Regions from separate parts of the Homo sapiens genome. Here region 2 is linked to region 1. Evidence: chromatin contacts called from ENCODE Hi-C data. All regions are on one chromosome and are shown on one strand. Each heading gives the region's core, a stretch centred on a gene start or an enhancer-like site at or near the end of the contact. The rest is flanking DNA. Distances are from core to core; before and after follow the strand shown. Region 1 overlaps UGP2 (UDP-glucose pyrophosphorylase 2). Region 2 holds the start of LINC01805 (long intergenic non-protein coding RNA 1805).

What was found. Hi-C counts contacts between places; a loop is a spot of excess contacts on that map. Pooled maps may share reads with other maps.
Region 2: a loop to region 1 is called in a map with no recorded cell type, with 7 times the contacts of the local background. The contact joins the promoter of LINC01805 here to the enhancer-like site in region 1. A Hi-C loop is called at or near these places in 2 of 37 single-sample maps with no recorded cell type and 4 of 50 pooled maps.

Annotation. Positions count from the first base shown.
Region 1 is chr2:63,887,274-63,890,575 of GRCh38, forward strand. It overlaps UGP2 (UDP-glucose pyrophosphorylase 2), which reads left to right. Exons shown (of 10, transcript NM_006759.4): 8 at 129-371; 9 at 2,808-2,912. Among named protein-coding and RNA genes, the nearest start is that of UGP2, 47 kb to the left of the region's middle. RefSeq lists a silencer at 1,542-1,836. Within about 2 kb of position 1,703, at least 3 of the 41 ENCODE cell types and tissues checked have a DNase peak (open chromatin) inside an H3K27ac peak, as active enhancers do.
Region 2 is chr2:64,484,630-64,487,895 of GRCh38, forward strand. LINC01805 (long intergenic non-protein coding RNA 1805) reads left to right here and starts at 1,724. Exons shown (of 3, transcript NR_147011.1): 1 at 1,724-1,801. RefSeq lists an enhancer at 1-635.

The DNA of each region.
Region 1 (3,302 bases), core at 453-2,952:
AAAAAATTTTTTTTTTTCCATCAATGGATCTCTGAAATCACTTCCCAAATATTAACTAACCTACATGGAACTAAGTTGTAGGTGCCTAAAACCTCTGTTTTCTATTCCCCACCCCTAATTTCTTACAGACTTTGGATGGAGGCCTGAATGTCATTCAATTAGAAACTGCAGTAGGGGCTGCCATCAAAAGTTTTGAGAATTCTCTAGGTATTAATGTGCCAAGGAGCCGTTTTCTGCCTGTCAAAACCACATCAGATCTCTTGCTGGTGATGTCAAACCTCTATAGTCTTAATGCAGGATCTCTGACAATGAGTGAAAAGCGGGAATTTCCTACAGTGCCCTTGGTTAAATTAGGCAGTTCTTTTACGAAGGTACGTAACTATAAAGATATGTGAGTTCATATTTCTTAAATGTGTAATTATAAAGATATGATATACATGTGAATTGGAGACTAATTACAGTCTCTACCACTGACCTGTTGTATTCCTCTGTCTTTGATACCTTTTAAAGGGAATTGACCATAGAAGATAAATATTTTACTTCACATTTGAAACATGATTGCCATATGGAGAGTAGAAAATAATCTTTAAATTTTGGGGCATTTTATCTTCTGTCTCTTCCAAGACCAGTACTGCTTTCATCAGTGGGAAAAGGTTAATTCTGGCTTAACAAATACTTATTGAATGCCTATCATGTACTGGGCAGTGTTCTAGGTTCTAGGGATTTAGCAGTAAACAAAACAGACTAAATCTTTGTCTTCACGGAATTGACATTCTAGTGGGGAAAGGATGATAAGTAAGTAAATGTATGATATACCAAGTGGTGGAAAATGCTATGGAGAAACAAAGCAAGGGTGGAGAATAGGGAATGCCTGGGGAGGTGGCGGGGTGGTGTTGATGGTGTAATTTTACATTGAGTGGCCACAGGCAGCCTCATTGAGTTGATTGAGTCTGACAAATCGGTATCTAGTGCAAAAAGTGTTCTAGACAGGTGGAATAGCAAGTACAGTACATCCTCAGTGTCATCAGTATGTTCTTGGAAACTGCCACAGTAAGCAGAACAATGTGTAACACATTTTGCCATAGGCTAATTGATATAAACAAGAGTTCAGTTCCTACAGTTTATTTCTGGTCACAAAAATATCACCAAATTTTAAAAACAAAACACTTCTAATATTAAACTCTGAAATAAATGTGAGCTGTACATACATTGATTAATAAAAACAAGATAATTCTTGACTCACTTATTCCAGTTCAGGTTCACTGGTGACCAGAGCTTATCCCGGCAGCTCAGGGCACAAGGCAGGAGCCAACCCTGCACAGGCCGCCATCCCATCTCAGGGCACACTCACACATATCCACACTCATACTGGGACCATGTAGACACACCAGTTCACCTAACATGCACATCTTTGGGATGTGGGAAGAAACCAGAATAGTTGGAGAAAACCCACACAGATGTGGGGAGAACGTGCAAACTCCACACAGACAGTAGCCCTGGCTGGCAATCCTTTTTTTCCCCTCATCAGCGTTATAACAAAGTAACATTGAACAAAACAGCACTATCTGTGGACCTGCTGTAAAACTCCAACCTAGCCTGATAAGTGAAATCCAAAAAATTTAATCAATGAAATGTGACACTGTGAGCCTTTGTGGTTGGCCTATGGGGTCCTGCTCTGCCATCCAAGTCTGTTTTAGTCCACAGCAGGTGTGGTTTGGTGCCACCTGCTGTGGATGTGTAGAATGCAGATGGGGAATTAGAAACTATGAATGCATGTGTCCTCAGAGTCAAATGAAGAAAATATTTCAAGTGGGATTGATCATGTGTCAAATGCTGCTGCTGATTCAAGTAAGATGAGAATTAGATTTATCAGTATGGAGGTTTGGGAGCCTCACAGGCATGGATTTAAAAGAGAATGAAAAACGAGGAATTGGAGATATGAATATCGAAAACTCAAGAGTTTTGCCTTAAAGAGAAACAGAGAAATGGGGCTATAGGTAGAAAGGAATATAGGATTTGAGTTTTTGTTTTTTTTTAATGGGAGGATGTTTATACATTAATGGGAATGCAGTCAGGAGGGAAAAAAGACTGAAGAGGGAGAGTTGCTGAAACAACACTTGATAGGCCATAAGAAGGGATCTGATGAACAAATGGAGAGGCTGGCTTTAAGTAGGAATAGAAGCAGTCCAATTCCAGTACTAGGAAGGCAGAGTAATGGGCAATGGGGGCAAAGTAGTGGTGGTGGTGGATGGAAACAAGTGGAAGTTTTCTAATTGCTCCCATTTTCCCAGCAAAATAGGAAACGGGGTCACATAGGACAATCTCTAGTGCTTGTAAATCTAAGGAAATAAAAAGACAAAGATGGTGATAACATAATAATTTGTGCTGTTGCTCTTCCTAAAATGTGCTCTAATTTTTCAGAATCCGACCTATCCACTAAAGTCCAGCTCCAGTCTAGCCTGCTTCAAAGCATGATCTCTTTTTTTCAGTTAAATTCAGATTGTGTGAACTATTCATCTGGCTCTTGGCATGTTGATTATCTTTAAAAAAAAAAAGAAAAAAAACCCTTAGATCTGCTCAACTATCTTGTAAATTGCTTGGTGTAAAAACAATGTTTGTAGCTCCTGGTCTTTCCTGCACGGCATTTAGCATATAATGAGTGCTTAATAAGTAGGTGCTTCCCACAGAGGACCTGAGCTTTGCCAAAAAAGGTTTCTACAGTTCAGTTAAACTTTCTTGTTAATATTTTTCCTGTCTTTCTTTGAACCCATTTGAGACAAATTTTTATGTTTCTCCTTTTCTGTAAGGTTCAAGATTATCTAAGAAGATTTGAAAGTATACCAGATATGCTTGAATTGGATCACCTCACAGTTTCAGGAGATGTGACATTTGGAAAAAATGTTTCATTAAAGGTATGTTGTTACAATGAAAATTATATTTCTTACAGCTTACAATATAGGTCTCATTTTCTAGTCATAAATTTACATTTACTTTAAGGAATACTTGTTAGTCTTAGTGCCACCTTAATTACTAGTGTAATTATTTTACTGAAATGAGAATCTTTAAAATAGGATCACTATTAGCATTAGCTTACTAAAGATGATTGAGTAAAAGCAGAAAAAAAATGACAATTTGTACTGAATATAACCTATTAAAGGAATGTTATCACTGTAAGAATATTCATTTACATTATTGTAGTACTCAGGTACTCTTCAGTGTCATTCCAGCCTCACGTAAGAAATAGGAGGGAAACGGGGGTATAAAAGTATTAAAGCTCACCAAAGATACAATAGCTTTTTCCA
Region 2 (3,266 bases), core at 474-2,973, 600 kb after region 1:
GGAGGCGGAGGTTGCAGTGAGCCAAGATCGCACCACTGCACTCCAGCCTGGGTGACAGCGAAAGACCCTGTGTCATAAAAAAAAAGAAAAAGAAAACAAAAGAAAGAAATTAATTTCAAGTACACCAGGAACAATTGAGGCCATCATATTCTGAAGCAGAGATAAAAGATTTGAGATTAAAGAGAAAGTGCAAATAAACTAGTGACATTTTCCTGAATCCTGGATGCTGCTTTCACCCCCCAAAGCTAATGTATCTCCCTTTTTCACTTGAGATAATTTAAATTGGGTTCTGTCACTTGCAAGAAAAAGCATCTTGATCAACTTAGCTACAGTTTTTGCATCTACAAAATCAAGGAGCTGAACTAAATGATTTCCATGTTTTTTTCATATTTCAAGTTCTAAGATTCTGACTTAAAATGTCTGATTTTTTACTAAGAAATAGATTTTTTTAAAAGCGAGGAAAGAGCAGGAGAAGCAGCCTGAAAGAAAAGGAATGCAGAAGAGGGAGACAGGGTCACTCCTGGGACCAGTGAGAGCCAAAGACCAACTCTGCCTGCTGCATGATTTAGACAAGACTCCCGATTTTAACTCAGGACTGTAAGAGTGCCCTGCAAAAGGACTCACGCCTCTAGTGATCCCAGGTAAGGCCCACACATAGGTTTCTCTGACATGCTGTTGGAGTCATGATGACACAGTAGTTGAGGGCATGGGCTTTAGAGGCTGCTGCCCCTGGATTCAATGATTATCATTTTCATCACAGCATTTACTGAGCGTTTATGACATACCTGGAAATATCTCAAGACCCAGCCTCTTCACTTACTAGCTATGTAACCTTAGGGAAGTGACTTAACTGCCACAAGCCTCTGCTTCCTCATCTGTAAAATGGGTGTCATAATAGTTTACTTCTCACAGGGATGTTGTGAGGATTCAATGAGTCAAGAACAGTATCTGGCACGGGCTCAAGCATCAAGAACAGTATCTGGCACGGGCTCTTCCTAAAATGTTCCTCCTTGCCTTTTACACACAGCTCAAATACCAAACATCCACAAAACTTCCCCAATTGTACTCCACCTCCTCTGTCTCCCCCGAGCACTTTGTTCCTGCCTGCTGGCTTTCTTTCTGCACACATTATTTAAGAGGTAGAATGATCAGGATTTCTAGCTCTGTATTTCATTCACCTGCTCACAAATCTATCACCTGTGTGGCTCACCATACCTTATCTTTGGGTTCCTGAAGCGTTGGTCAATGACAAACACACAGGATCTCAACAAATTTAAATGGATTGAGTAAATAATATTCAGCCATCTCTCAAGATCAAAGCAGACAGTATGATCAGTAGTACGTGCCACACCTTTTGGTTTCACCACCTCAGTGAGCATTAAGGATTTTTGTCAGGCGAAACTGATGTGTGATTGTAAAGCTGCTCCTCACATGAAACCACCAATTGCTCAAGCTAAAAGTAACAATTCCTCACAGCTGGCAGGCCAGCCCATCTGCAACTGGCCGTGGAGCCTGTGTTAACGGGTGCGGTGCTGCTAGTTTGGAAGCTGACCAAAGAGACAGTAAACACAAAGGTTGCCTGGGTGCATAAATACAAAACGAGCTCCTCCTTGCCTCATCCCCGAAACAGGCCAGTCACAGCATCAGGGACTCCACAAGTGTCTACTTGTCAGCTCCTGTCAAGTGCAACGGCAAGGACCTACCACCCTCAAGCTGCAGATATTAAGGATGAAATTGCAGGAGCTGCGGTTTTATAAGAAGCCAAACATTGTGTGCATTCAGAAAAAGATATTTTTCTAAGGTGAGTACATGGCAAGGTCATGTATACGGAGAGGAAACATTTCCCCACTTCTGGCTAAAAGAAAATGTGTTAAACGTGTTCACCCGGCTAACTACAGAAAGAACCTCTGGGGACAATCTGGTATGCCGCATGAGACTGACCATGTGGCACCTCATTTCTCATTAGTGCAAATCTTAGGGAAGCAGTACAAAGTGCTTTTGAACCTATAAGGGAAATGAGACGGATAACTGGCTGGGGTGGCATGAAGTTTTCTAAGTAAATAGTGGAATAAAATGTATGAATATAATTTTTATTCCCTTGTGTTGATTAGAATTCAACTCGAGGGCATGGTAAGGCTTACAGGATCACAATGGTGATCTCTCAAATGACTGGAATTTTTTTAAAAAAAACTCTCTTATTCTCAATTCCTCTTTTCTATCTGTGTGTTTTTATTAATTCACTCATTTATTTATTTGTACCCTATGCCATTCCTGAACGCAATGCAGCCTTATGCTCTGCAGGCACTGGGGAACTGACAATGGCTTTTGAGCAGGGCAACTACATGATCAGACATGAATTTTAGATGATCTGGAATCAGCGTTGAGGATGGAACTAGAGAAGACAGAGGTTGGTAGTCCTCCAGATGAGTCCTGACTAGATACCATGAAGGAGAGAAGACACATTATTTAAGAGGCAGAATGATCAGGATTTCTTGACTGGGTGACTGTGGACAGTAGCAAAACAGTGAAAAAATAACTAGAAAGTGACTTTTTCCATGACTTTGTGAATGATGACACTAACTCAAGCAGATTGACAATATAGGAAGTGGACCAGTTTTGGAGTATGGGTAGTAGAAAGCTCGAGGAAGTGCTTTAGAGAAAGGCGCCATATAATGATGCTAAGATTTCAATTCTCTGTCAAGTTGCCAGTGCAGGTGACAGAACATGTGGCTAATGAAGGTCTACTCTTGCTCCCTGTGGGCTGATTGCCAGCTGCACCCTTTGAAGTTGTCCTACATCCTCATCATGCCTGATGGTGACCGCTAGGCTCACTAGAGGAACTTTGAGAGAGTGTGGAAATGGAACAGTACAAGCCCAGAGACATCCTTAGGGACCCAGCCAGAAGGCCTCTCCTACCGATGGGATGGTGGGATTGGAGCAGTGCCAGTTTTGCTTCTTCTTAATTTTTGAAGGGTGGGCAGAAATCTATTGCCAGTGGAACACTGAGTATGCAAGGGTAGATGACCTCACAACTAGGGTGACTGTCCTCAGGCCCTGCCTTGAGTACTGTCTCCCAGTCTGTCTTCACAGCTCGAGGAATGGATCAGGGAGAAGAATCCTCCTTTCCAATCATCCTAGTCTCTCTCTTTCCCCCCAGACACCTTCTATCTATCTCGGAGCCTCTGCTGCTCTTTCTGTATCCCTGGAATGACTTCCTTTTCTACACTGGGTGAGTCTCTGAGCTGGGATACTTCCTGGAAGGGAGA